2 separate regions of the Mus musculus genome follow, and region 1 is linked to region 2. A link is a contact called in ENCODE Hi-C data. All regions are on one chromosome and are shown on one strand. The core of a region is the stretch at or near the end of the contact, and the rest is flanking DNA. Distances in the headings are between cores, read along the strand shown. Region 1 holds the start of Klk1b3 (kallikrein 1-related peptidase b3). Region 2 holds the start of Klk1b22 (kallikrein 1-related peptidase b22).

The links. Hi-C counts contacts between places; a loop is a spot of excess contacts on that map.
Region 1: a map of Patski shows a loop between it and region 2 (2.9-fold over the local background). The contact joins the promoter of Klk1b3 here to the promoter of Klk1b22 in region 2. A Hi-C loop is called at or near these places in 4 of 37 maps with a recorded cell type or tissue (CH12.LX, Patski, T-helper 17 cell and 1 more).

What each region holds. Positions count from the first base shown.
Region 1 is chr7:44,194,148-44,200,652 of GRCm38, forward strand. Klk1b3 (kallikrein 1-related peptidase b3) reads left to right here and starts at 4,044. Exons shown (of 5, transcript NM_008693.2): 1 at 4,044-4,145; 2 at 6,092-6,251. The coding sequence starts at 4,100.
Region 2 is chr7:44,110,331-44,116,542 of GRCm38, forward strand. Klk1b22 (kallikrein 1-related peptidase b22) reads left to right here and starts at 2,343. Exons shown (of 5, transcript NM_010114.2): 1 at 2,343-2,417; 2 at 4,366-4,525; 3 at 5,502-5,782; 4 at 5,879-6,015. The coding sequence starts at 2,372.

The DNA.
Region 1 (6,505 bases), core at 2,794-5,293, 86 kb after region 2:
TAGGAGGAGGCTCTGGGGTTGGGTTGGGTGGAGGATCACAGTCACCCTTTTCTTTGCCAACACTACCGATGCCAATGCTAAGGAAACTGAAGATGAAGTCTATCTTGTTCAGGTGTCAGCAGATTGGTGGAAAGGAGAGGAACATGGTGGGCAGGAGGATGAGGCATAGTGCCAGGGCCAGAAATATGAAGCCCTTGTTTATGTGAATGTAAACTGGGGAAGGAAGTTGGAGAGATAACTACAGTCACTCCCAATTCTCTCTCTTTCTCTCTCTGTCTCTCTCTTTCTCTCCCTCCCTAACACTCCCTTTTCTCTCTTTCTCTCTCTCTCTCTCTCTCTCTCTCTCTCTCTCTCTCTCCCTCTCTCTCTCCCTCTTTCTCCCTCTCTCTTTCTCTTTAGCTCTCTCTCTCCCTAACACTCCCTTTTTCTCTTTCTCTCTCTCTTCCTCTCTCTCCCTCTCTCTCTCTCTCTCTAGCTATCTCTCTCCCTCTCTCTCCCTCTCTCTCTCTAGCTCTCTCTCTCTCCCTCTCTCTCTCTCTCTCTCTAGCTCTCTCTCTCTCCTTCCTCTCACAGCATGGGGAGCCCAAGCTAGGTACTCCAGCAGCTGAGGAGGAGTGTCTTTTCATGTTCTACCTGAGCAGTTAGAGACACATAGATCTTCTGTCTCCAAAAACGAGGTAAAACCAGTCGAAGGGTCCTGGTGTTGTGTCTTAGTTGGCAGAATGCTTGCTTAGCTGTGAACATCCTGCATTTCATCCTCAGCACTGTGCTGAGCTGAGTCTGCAGCACATGCCTGTGATCCCTGCACTTGGGAGGAGGATCAGAAAATCATGGTTGTCTACAGATGCACATTGAGCTGGAGGCCAGCTTGGGTTACATAGGCCTGTCACAAACAAGGTAGAGGAAGGGAATGTAGCTGTCTAGAATCCATCCCACAAGGAGGAGCAGGAAATGATTCAGAGGTACAGCACTGGTCTCGAGTTCTCCAATGAGGTTCTTCTGGGGTTGTATCTTAGTGATAGAGACCCTGTGGCCTGTGTGTGTAAGGTTCAGGGTTCAGCCTTCAGCAACACCCTCATCCACAAAAAAAAAAAGAAAAGAAAAAAGAAAAGAAAACAAATGAAAACGAAGAAGAAAAAAATCATCTCCATTCACAATACCAAAATCACTACCTAGAAATTCAAAAATAATTCTACTGCCACTCATAGAGTTACCCACCATCAATGATGCACCCACTCTGAACCCTAACCAACTCCCAGAGAAAGACTACTGGGAGGGAGCCAGTGGTTCTCCCCCACAGTCACCTTTTCCACCCAATTGAAGGAACCCCAGTCTATATATTCACTGACCAGTGAATTGTCCCACATTGGCACACTTATGCTCCCTGAAGTTAATCCAATGAAGCCAGTGTATGCACGGTGCACATAGGGAATCTGCGCATCCATTACATTGAACACCAACAAAATTGCCAGGAAGATGTAACTTTGAGACTAGCCATGTAGAACAAAATTTTAGCCCTCCACCCAGGAACAGAGCAGGTCAGCTGGGGAGGGAGAAGGTTCTCGGGACCTGGATCATTTCTCCACTCTCTGTCAAGGCATGCAAACCTTCATCCTCTTCCTCATTTCCATTTCCCCCTCTCATCTACAACCAGTTCCCTGGGGAAGCTTTTTGCAGACCATCTCCAGCAACACTTCTACTCTTTCAGTTCTCATGCACTGGCCGCTTCTGATGTAGTACACCTATCTCACACTCCAGTGCTATGCACACTCCAGTGAAAGTCTGCTTGACAGGCCAAGAGGCCTGGAAGCACTCACAAGGCAAAGAGTTTCAAGGAAACTCAACTTCCTGGAACCCTGGCATTCTTATAACCCGTATACTCATACCATATCCCCGCGTTAGTGTGGTATATGGATCCACGTGCTCTCTTTTAGTATTCTTTTATTATAAGTGCCTTTAAAGATTGAATTCTGACATAGCTAAACGGAGCTGGAATAGCTCAAGTCTGGTCTGCAGAGTGATTACTTAGGACAGTAGCCAGTCTCACCCAAACAAGGGAATACACAATGGCCTAGCAAACAGGTAGGTTTACCATGAAAGAGTTAGGGAATCCCCCTGAGACAGGTTTCTTCACTAGTCCAAAAGAAACAGCATAATCAGGCATTTACTAAGAACCCCTGGTGTTGGGCTTAACAATAGACTAGCATTACACCTGGCTCCCTTCTTAGTGGCAGTGGCCTGGTCCCCTCCTTCTTTTGATGTATACATTCCTGTTGTATTGTATCACTGTAACTCGGTGGATGAATCTCGCCTGGTTTCTTGTCACTCTTCTATATAAAAAGTATGATCTCGACTTGAAAAATTACAGTCAGATTGTACACAATCTCTCGTGTTGATCTATCTGTCATTCATTTGCCGACTCCTTGTCCACCTGCAACCAGAGATCCATTCTATGCAGATAGGGACCAAAAGGTTCTGCTGCACTCCAGCATGATTATGTATCCTTGACGACATACATAAAAGATGGAGTGCATGAATGAACTCACAAGTGGATGAATGCATGGTTCCTCTCTCATACTTTAGAGCAAAGAACAGTGTAGTTTTCAGAAGAACTTGGACACAGAGGCCAAGGACTCAGAGGAGAACTAGGTGGCCAATTGATCACCAGCCCCTCAGTTGCCCATATTAGGACTAGCTTGCCCATATTGGAGCTTACAGGACACACATGCATACACCCAGGTAAAATGTGCTAACTACCATGAGAACTGAAATAGTCTAAATGCTCAATGAGAGGGGATTGGTGTGAAACCTGCAACAGTAACTAAGTGTATAAAGCTAGGTATTTCTCCTTCTCTGTACCAGAACCCATGCTGAATTCTTGATGTTTTAACTTTTGAGACAAAGTCTCCCTATGTTGTTTCACTAGCCAGAATACACTATGTGTACCAGTCTAACCTGGAACTCACAAAGATCCACCAGCCCCTAACACCTAAGTTCTGGGATCAAAGTTATGCACAAAAATATGTAGCCACCAAGCTTAACCCTGAAGCTTCTGGAGGCAAGTGACATTTTCTGTTTGCTGTTTCTTGAGAAAGGGTCTCAAATAAGCCGGGCTGCTCTACTCTCAAAATGTAGCTCAGGATCTAGGAAATGAGGAAGAGAAAGGTCATTGTTATCCCAAAACGGTTCAGGGTGGGTGACACTCCACTGGAATAACCTGAATTTTCATACTTTTGAATAAAAGAGTTGCACCTGCTGTCCTGTAGGCCCTAGGTCATCCTGGATATCTTCCCAGGGATGCGGGTAATGTGTAATCAAGCAATGGTAATGTGTACCATAACTTCTACTCATTATATTTTTGGGGGGTTGTTTTGAGAAAGCTCTACATATTACCCTGACTGTCTTGAAAGTCACTATGTAGATAGATTGGTCTACATCACAGAATACTAGAGCCTAAAATCACACAGATCCACTTGGCTCTGGCTTCAAAATGCTGGTATTAAAGGTGTGAACCACTACACCCAGCTCCCAAACTTCTCATAGGAACAATAAAACCAGTGATCCAGGGTTCCAAGTCCAGAAAAGCAAGCATTTTGACATTCCAAAAAAATGGTTTGTATCTACAGGGAACTAGAACCCATTTTGGCTATCACTGGTGAAAAGATTTTGTTCTAACTGCAACTTTCTGAGAATAATCTAGGTATTGAGGTACAGGAACTTCCTTAGAGCTGTGGGTTGGGCATCACTTGCTCCTCTGCCTTTCAACCCAACTCAACATTGCCCCTGACCTTGTCACCTGGCTAAGTTCCCCAGAACTCGAACAGCTCCAGAAACAGCAGGACCTACCCCACCCAATCGCATCCCTGGGAAGATATCCAGGATGACCTAAGGCCTACAGGACAGCAGGTGCAACGAGGCCCTCCCCTCCCACAGCCAGGAGGGTGCAAGAAGGAAGTACAACTCTGTCAGCAAGAACATAGCTTTGGTCAGCATCTGGGTGGCAACAGGACAGGGGAGGAGTATAAGGGTTTTTAAAGTCTCCCTGAGGTGCCTCAACAGCTCCAAGCTCACTGCCTGCAGCTCCTGGACACCTGTCACCATGTGGTTCCTGATCCTGTTCCTAGCCCTGTCCCTAGGAGGGATTGGTGAGATGAGGGAATGGGAGGGATCACAGCCCTGACTCTCCTGCTGCCTTTGGCCCTGGCCATCCCTTTCCCCTCTCTCCTCACCCCAGCTACATCATGAGCACCACCTGCTCCTCTCTGGCCCTGTACACTGCCAAGTCCCTCACAGTTCTTGCTCCCAGGACAGGCCCTTGTTCCCTCCCACTTTCCAGAACTTTCACCTCTTCCTTAGATAGCTGACCATCTCTGGGCTTCTCCAGTCTTTCTAAGGAACCCAACCTCTTACCGATCTTAGGACATCAGATGTCCCTAGAATTCATTGTTTTTCCTAGAGCCTCATAACACAGCCCCTGAATCAGGGATTGCCTAAATCTCACACTATTGTCACTGGCTATTCACCAGCTGCCATCTTTCAGCTGTGTTCTACACATGATGACAACTGGCCCCCCTCATCTTAGGTTGCCCAATTTCTACCAAAACTATCACTTCTCAAATTGGCTTGTGACAAAAGATGGGTTCCCTTTGTCCTGTGGGGAAAATGTGTATGAACCTTTCCAATGGCTTTTTGGGTTAGTCTGGTTTTGGAGAAGGAGTCAGGTGGTAGACGCCAGAAGTGGACATCAAGTGATCATCAATCACTCACCACCTAGGGCTGCGTCTCTCACTGTATGGAGTTCCTGTTAGGCTATGATGACTATGCAGCAAGCCTCAGGTGAAATCCTCCTGTTTCCACTTCCCCAGCTCTGGGGTTAAAGGCACACAGCATCACACCTGACTTTTTCCCTGGGTTCTGGAAGCTTCAGCACAGGTTCTAACGCTTACATGGCCAATCTTGTAGCAACAAAGCCATCTCCTGCCCAGCTCTTGAGAATAAGTTCTGAGTTAGTGTCTCATGATGTATCCCAGGCTTGACTTCAGTCAATGGCAATCCCTCTGCCTCAGCCTGCTGTGTACTGAGGTTACAGAGAAGTGTGGCTATGCATGGCTTGCCAAGATTTCCTCTGTTTCCAAATGCTGTGCCTTGGCCTGCTCTTCCCCCTCATGCCTCCCTTCCTGCGCAGCAGGCTCCTCTCTCCTCTCATCGGAGCCCCACTGCACAGCTCTAGTTCTAACTCTGTGCAGGACTCCCCAAATACCCCAATGCCTAACCCTAGTACCTCATATCAGCTGGGTCCTCCTCTCTGCCTCACAGTGGTCTGATGTGATCTAATTAAGTTTCCACTCCTGTCCAGAGGCTGCCTCTAAGAGAACCCTGAGCATCTCCAATACCCATATCATTTGTCCACCTCCACAGGAAGCAGAGCCTGTCTGTCACAGACCCTCAGAAATTCCAATTCTCACTGCTCGTCCCATCTCAAACTCCTTTATTAGGGAGCCCCACCCCTCTTAGATGTCATCTCCACCACAGACATGAACAGGAGCAGACACCCTAGCCTTAACCCTGCCCCTTTGATCTATAAACCTTCATTCTCTCCCATCCCAACTGGCCACTTCATACCCAATCCAAGAAAGCCCAAATCAACCCCAAGCTCCCTTTCCTGGATTCATTTATTCATTGAAATCGTTTCCTGAGACCTCACCCTTTCCAGAATTCCCAAAACCCAGACAAGGCTCTGACTTCTTCTCAAGCCTTGGAGACTCTAAATTCCAAATCAGAGGATTCTCATTGGAAAAATGAAATGAATCTCTCTCGCGCGCGCGCGCTCTCGCTCTCACTCTCTCTGTCTTTCTCTGTCTCTCTCATTGCCCTTCCAACCCTTGGTCCAAAACAATAAAGTGGCCTGACATTATACCCAATTCCTGATTGTAGAATTATTTCTGTCCCCACAGATCACCATATACAAGACCAGCCATATACAAGTCCTTTGCCTGGATCCCCTGACAATTTCCCCTGATTAACTGTGTCCTGCAACAGTAAACCTCAATATCTGTGCCAAACCTCCCCTCCCCCACTGCCCCTGTTGCAGATGCTGCACCTCCTGTCCAGTCTCGAATTGTTGGAGGATTTAAATGTGAGAAGAATTCCCAACCCTGGCATGTGGCTGTGTACCGATACACCCAATATTTATGCGGGGGTGTCCTGTTGGACCCCAACTGGGTTCTCACAGCTGCCCACTGCTATGACGAGTGAGTAAGGGTGGAAACAGGAAAGCAGGGTGGCAGCCAGAGAACATGACTCCAGGACAGGCTGGGGTACTAGAGGGCAGGCAGGTGGGACTGGCAGAAAATCTATCCATGATCTCTTTACTCCACCCTCCAGATTTGTGTACCAAGTCCCGTGTCTTGCCTTTCTGTCTTATTGTCTGTCTGTCTCCTATCTGAATCCACATCTGCGTGTCTCGGTGGTCATCTGTCACTGTGTGTATCTCCCTTGGGACTCT
Region 2 (6,212 bases), core at 1,093-3,592:
CAGCCTCTAACTCCTAAGTTCTGGGATCAAAGGTGTGCACCAAAATAGCAGCTGCCAAGCTGAACCCTTAATGAGGCTCCTGGAGGGAAGGGACATTTTCTGGTTGCTGTTTCTTGAGAAAGGGTCTCACATGGCCCAGGCTTGGCTCTACTCAACATGTAGCTCAGGATCTAGGAAATGAGGAAGGGAAAAGTTATAGTGACCCCAACATTGATCAGGGTGGGTGACTCTAAGCTGAAATAACCTGAGTTTTCATACTTTTGAATAAAAGAGTGATCAGGCCATAGTAATGTACACCATAACTTCTATTTATTATATTTTATTGGTTTGTTTTGAGACAGCTCTATATATAATCCTGGCTGTCTTGAAAGGCACTATGTAGACTAGGATGGTCTACATCACAGAATACTAGAGCCTAAAATCACACAGATCCACCTGGCTCTGGCTTCCAAGTGCTGGTATTGAAGGTGTGCACCACTATACCCAGGTCCCAAACTTCCTTTTTTTAATTGGATATTTTCTTCATTTACATTTCAAATGCTTTCCCAAAAGTCTCCTATTCACTCCCCCCTGCCCTGCTCCCCTACCCACTCACTCCCACTTCTTGGCCCTCGCTTTCCCCTGTACTGGGGCATATAAGGTTTGTAAGACCAAGGGTCCTCTCTTCCCAATGATGGCCAACTAGGCCATCTTCTGCTATATATGCAGCTAGAGACACGCATTCTGGGGGTACTGATTAGTTCATATTGTTGTTCTACCTATAGGGATGCAGACCCATTCAACTCCTTGGGTACTTTCTCTAGTTCCTTCATTGGGGGCCCTGTGTTCTATCCAATGATGACTGTGAGCATCCACTTCTTTATTTGCCAGGCACTGGCAAAGCCTCATAGGAGACAGCTATATCAGGGTCTTTTCAGCAAAATCTTGCTGGCGTATGTAATAGTGTCTGTGTTTGGTGGCTGATTATGGGATGGACACCCAGGTGGGACAGTCTCTGGATGGTCCATCCTTTCTTCTTAGCTCTAAACTTTGTCTCTGCAACTCCTTCCATGGATATTTTATTCCCTATTCTAGGGAGGAATGAAGTATCCATGAGTTGGTCTATCTTCCTGATTTTCTTGTGTTTTGGAAGTTGTATCTTGGGTATTTTAGGTTTCTGGGCTAATATCCACTTATTGGTGAGTGCATATCTAGTGACTTCTTTTGTGATTGGGTTACCTCACTCAGGATGATATCCTCCAGATACATCCATTTGCCCAAGAATTTCATAAATTCATTGTTTTTAATAGCTGAGTAGTACTCCATTGTGTAAATGCATCACATTTTCTGTATCCATTTCCTCTGTTGAGGGACATATGGGTTCTTTCCACCTTCTGGCTATTATAAAAAGGGCTGCTATGAACATAGTATAACATGTATCCTTATTACCAGTTGGAACATCTTCTGGGTATATGCCCAGGAGAGGTATTGCTGGATCTACCAGTAGTGTCCAGTTTTCTGAGGAACCTCCAGACTGATTTCCAGAGTGGTTGTATAAGCTTGCAAACCCACCAGCAATGGAGGAGTGTTCCTCTTTCTCCACATCCTCGCCAGCATCTGCTGTCACCAGAATTTTTGATCCTAGCCATTCTGACTGGTGTAAGGTGGAATCTCAGGGTTGTTTTGATTTGCATTTCCCTGATGATTAAGTATGCTCAACATTTTTTCAAGTACTTCTCAGTCTTTCAGTATTCCTTGATTGAGAATTCTTTGTTTAGCAATTTTTAATGAGGTTATTTGAATTTCTGGAATTCAGCTCCTAATAGGAAAAGTAAAATCAGTGATCCAACTTCCAAGTCCAAAATGAAGCATTTTGGCATTCTCCAAGGAAGGATTTGTATCTACAGGGAGCTTGCAGCCCTCTAGGCTACCACTTGTGCAAAGACTCTGTTCTAACTGCAACTTTCTGGGATAATCTTGGACTTGAGGTACAGGACCTTCCTTAGAGGTGTGGGTTAGGCAGCACTCGCTCCACTACCCTCCGTTAACACCAATTCACCATTGCCACGACCTTGACATCTGGCTAAGGTCCCTGGAACACTAACAGCTCCAGAAACAAAAGTCCATGCCCCACCCGATTTTATCCTTGGGAAGGTATCCAGGGTGACCTAGGGCCTACTGGACATCAGGTGCAACAGGACCGCCCCTTACCACAGCAGGGAGGGTAAGTGCAGGGAATCCACCTCTGTCAGCAAGGGAAGAGCTTTGGTCAGCATTTGGCTGCCACAGGACAGGGGTGGGGCTGTGGGGGAGAATGAGGGTTTTTAAAGTCTCCCTGAGGAGCCTCCACAGCTCCAAGCTCACCTCCTGCAGCTCCTGGACACCTGTTACCATGAGGTTCCTGATCCTGTTCCTAACCCTGTCCCTAGGAGGGATTGGTGAGATACGGGAAGGGGAGGGGTCACAGCCCTGACTCTCCTGATGCTATTGGCCCTGGCCATACCTTTTCCCTCTCCCCTGAACCCAGCTACATCATGAGCACCACCTGCTCCTCCTCCTCCTCTGCCTTATGCAGTGATCGGACCTTCACAGTCCTTGCTCCCAGGAAAGACCCCTGTCCACTCCCACTTTCCAGAACTATCTCCTTTTTCTCAACACCTGACCGTCTCTGGGCTTCTCCAGTCTTTCTATGGAACCCACCCTCTTTCTAAACTTAGGACCTCAAATTTCCCTACAGTTCATTGTTTTTCCTACAGCCTCATAGCCCAAACCCTGAGTCAGAGGCTTGCCTAATCCCACACTAGAGCCTTAGGCTGTCCAGCAGCTGCCAGCCTTCAGATATGTTTTCCACATCCTGACAACTGGTGCCCCATCTTCCCAAGATGTTCAGTTTCTACCAAAACTCCCTCTACTCAAATTGGCTTGTAAGGTCAGATGGGTTCCCCCTCCATTTCTGGTGTGGAGAGAATGCCCGGGTCACTTCTCACTAGCTTTTTTATTTAGTCTCATTTTTGGACAAGGGGTCAATTGGCAGACACAAGGCTTGGACAACAAGTATCTTCCTCAATCACTCACAACATTGGCAGGGGCTCTCACTGAATGGAGACTTCTGTTTAGGCTAAGATGACTGTTCTACAAAACTCAAGGGAATCCTCCTGATTCCACCTACCCAGCTCTGGGGTTACAGGCACACAGCATCACACCTGACTCTTTTCCTGGGATCTGCAAGGTTCAGCTAAGGTCCTAATGCTTGCATGGCCAATCCTGTAGCAGCCAAGCCATCGCTTGCCCAGCTCTTGGGAATAAGTTCTGAGTTAGTGTCTCATGATGTAGCCCAGGCTTGTCTTCATCCCTGGCAATCCCTCTGCCTCAGCCTGCTGTGTACTTAGGTTACAGAGAAGTGCAGCTATGCATGGCTTGCCAAGATTTCCTCTGTTCCCAATGTTATGCCTTGGCCTGCTCTTCCCTCTCATATCTCCCTCCCTGTGCTGCAGGCTCCTGTCCCATCTCATCAGAGCCCCAATGCACAGCTCGAGTTCCCACTCTCTACAGGACACCCCAAAGACCCCAATGCCTAACCCTAGTACCTCACATCAGCTGGCTCCTCCTCTCTGCCTCACAGTGGCCTGTCTTGATCTAACTATGTTTCCACTTCTGTCCAGAGGCTTTAATTCCTTTTCCACTCCTGTCCTGGGGCTGCCTAAGAGAACCCTGAGCCTCTCCAATACCCAGATGATTTGCCCACCTCCACAGGAGCAGAGCCTTTTCCTCACAGACCCCCAGAATTTCCTTCTCTCACTGCTTGTCCCATATCAAACTCCTTTCTGAGGGAGCCCCACCCCTCTTGATGTCATTTCCACTGCAGACCCAAACAGCAGTCAACGCACTAGCCTTGACCCTGCTCCTTTTACCTGGGATTCTTCAATCTCTCCAACCCAGCTGCCACCTCATGCCCAATCAACGAAACCCAAAATAAACCCCAAGCTCCCTTTCCTGGATTCATTTATTCATTCAAATCTAATTTTCTGACACCTCACCTTCCAGAATTCCCAAAACCCAGCCAAGGCCAAGACTTCTTCTCAAGCCTTGGAGACTTTAAATTCCATATTAAAGGATTTCATTCTCATTCGACTAAGAATGAAGCTTCTTTGCCATCCCTTCACCTAAAATTCTAAAGTGCTCTGACACTATACCCGATTCCTCATTCAAGAGTTCTTCCTGTACCCACAGCATACATCTCCCTATGCAGGACCAGCCATATATATTGGTCCCTACTCCAGATCCCCTGGCCATGTCCCCAGATCCCAGCCCTGCTTAGCTGTGTCCCCCAATGGTACACCTCCTTACATGTGCCAAATCTCCCCTTCCCCATTGCGCCTGTTGCAGATGCTGCACCTCCTGTCCAGTCTCGAATACTTGGAGGATTTAAATGTGAGAAGAATTCCCAACCCTGGCAGGTGGCTGTGTACTACTTAGATGAGTACCTATGCGGGGGAGTCCTGTTGGACCGCAACTGGGTTCTCACAGCTGCCCACTGCTATGAAGAGTAAGTAAAGGTGGAGACAGGAAAGCAAGATGGCAGCCAGAGATCATGACTCCAGGACAGGCTGGGGTACTGAAGGGCAGGGGAGTGGGACTGGCTGAAACTATCCATGACCTCCTGGGTCTCTCTTTACTCCATCCTCCAGGTTTGTGTTCAGAGTCCTGTTTCTTTTTTTTTTTCTCTCTTATTATCTGTCTCTCTCCTGTCTGTATTCACATATGAGTGTCTCCGTGGCCATCTGTCACTGTGTATCTCTGCCTTGGGACACTGGGCACAAACTTTCTGGTTCTGGGTCTCATGTGTCCTCTTATATCACTACTGACCATAGTGGGGACCAGGCCTAAAGGGCCCCTGAGGATAGAGAGTGCTGTCCCTGAGGGTAGGCTGTGAGAGAAGTCCTCACTCTCCTCAGAGCAGCTCTGCCTTTAGGACCTTCTGTCCACTCTGAGGACACACAGAGAAGAGCTGGTCAGGACTGGAGCTGGGTGAGGTAACTGAGTACAGAGAGAGCTGGATGCTGGGGAGGGAGGGGAGGGCTCAGACCTTGGGCTGCAGGCCAGGCCTTACCTGCTGGGGAAGTTCAGCCCTGTCCTAGCTGCACCTGAGCAGATTTTAGGCCTACCCTTTCTACCCTTGTCTTCTGTTCCTGTATTTGCTCTCTCTGCCTCTCTAAATCTATATGTATGTATGAATGCATGTATGTATGTATGTACCTTTCTGTTTATTTCTCTCTGTTTATTTCTCTATTTCTCTCTCTCTGTGTGTCTCTGTCTCTCTCTCTGTGTGTGTGTGTGTGATTGTGTGTGTGTGTGTGATTGTGTGTGTGTGTGATTGTGTGTGTGTGTGTATCTTTCTGTCTGTGTGTGTTTCTGTCTCTGACTCTCCCTTCCTCCCTCCCTCCTCCAGCTCTTCTGCTGATGCTGACCAATCTCCCTGTTTCTCTCCACTCACCCCCTCCATCTCCTTCCCTGCCCCACAGCAAGTATAATATTTGGCTGGGCAAAAACAAGCTATTCCAAGATGAACCCTCTGCTCAGCACCGATTGGTCAGCAAAAGCTTCCCTCATCCTGACTTCAACATGAGCCTCCTCCAAAGTGTACCTACTGGGGCCGACTTAAGCAATGACCTGATGCTGCTCCGCCTCAGCAAGCCTGCTGACATCACAGATGTTGTGAAGCCCATCGACCTGCCCACTACGGAGCCCAAGCTGGGGAGCACATGCCTAGCCTCAGGCTGGGGCAGCATTAACCAGTTAATATGTGAGTCAGGTCCAAGCACAACAGCTTGGTGTGGAGGAGGGGCAGACGGGACTAGATTGGGCCCTGCTTACCACCCACTTTCTTCCTGATCCAAAGACCAAAACCCAAATGATCTCCAGTGTGTGTCCATCAAGCTCCATCCTAATGAGGTCTGTGTGAAAGCCCATATACTGAAGGTGACAGATGTCATGCTGTGTGCAGGAGAGATGAATGGAGGCAAAGACACTTGTAAGGTGAGACAGCCCCTCCCTGCAGTGAGGTGAAGGGCTGAAAGAGGGAACTGGGTTTCTTGGTTCCCACTTCAACACCCTGACTAGGCAGGCTCTTTTTATCCTTCCCTGTGGAAGGCATGTTCCCTGGGAGGGGAGGACCCTGTAGCTGGTACTATTTCTCCTCTGTGACATGTCTTAGGGGACTGTTTTGTGAGGTC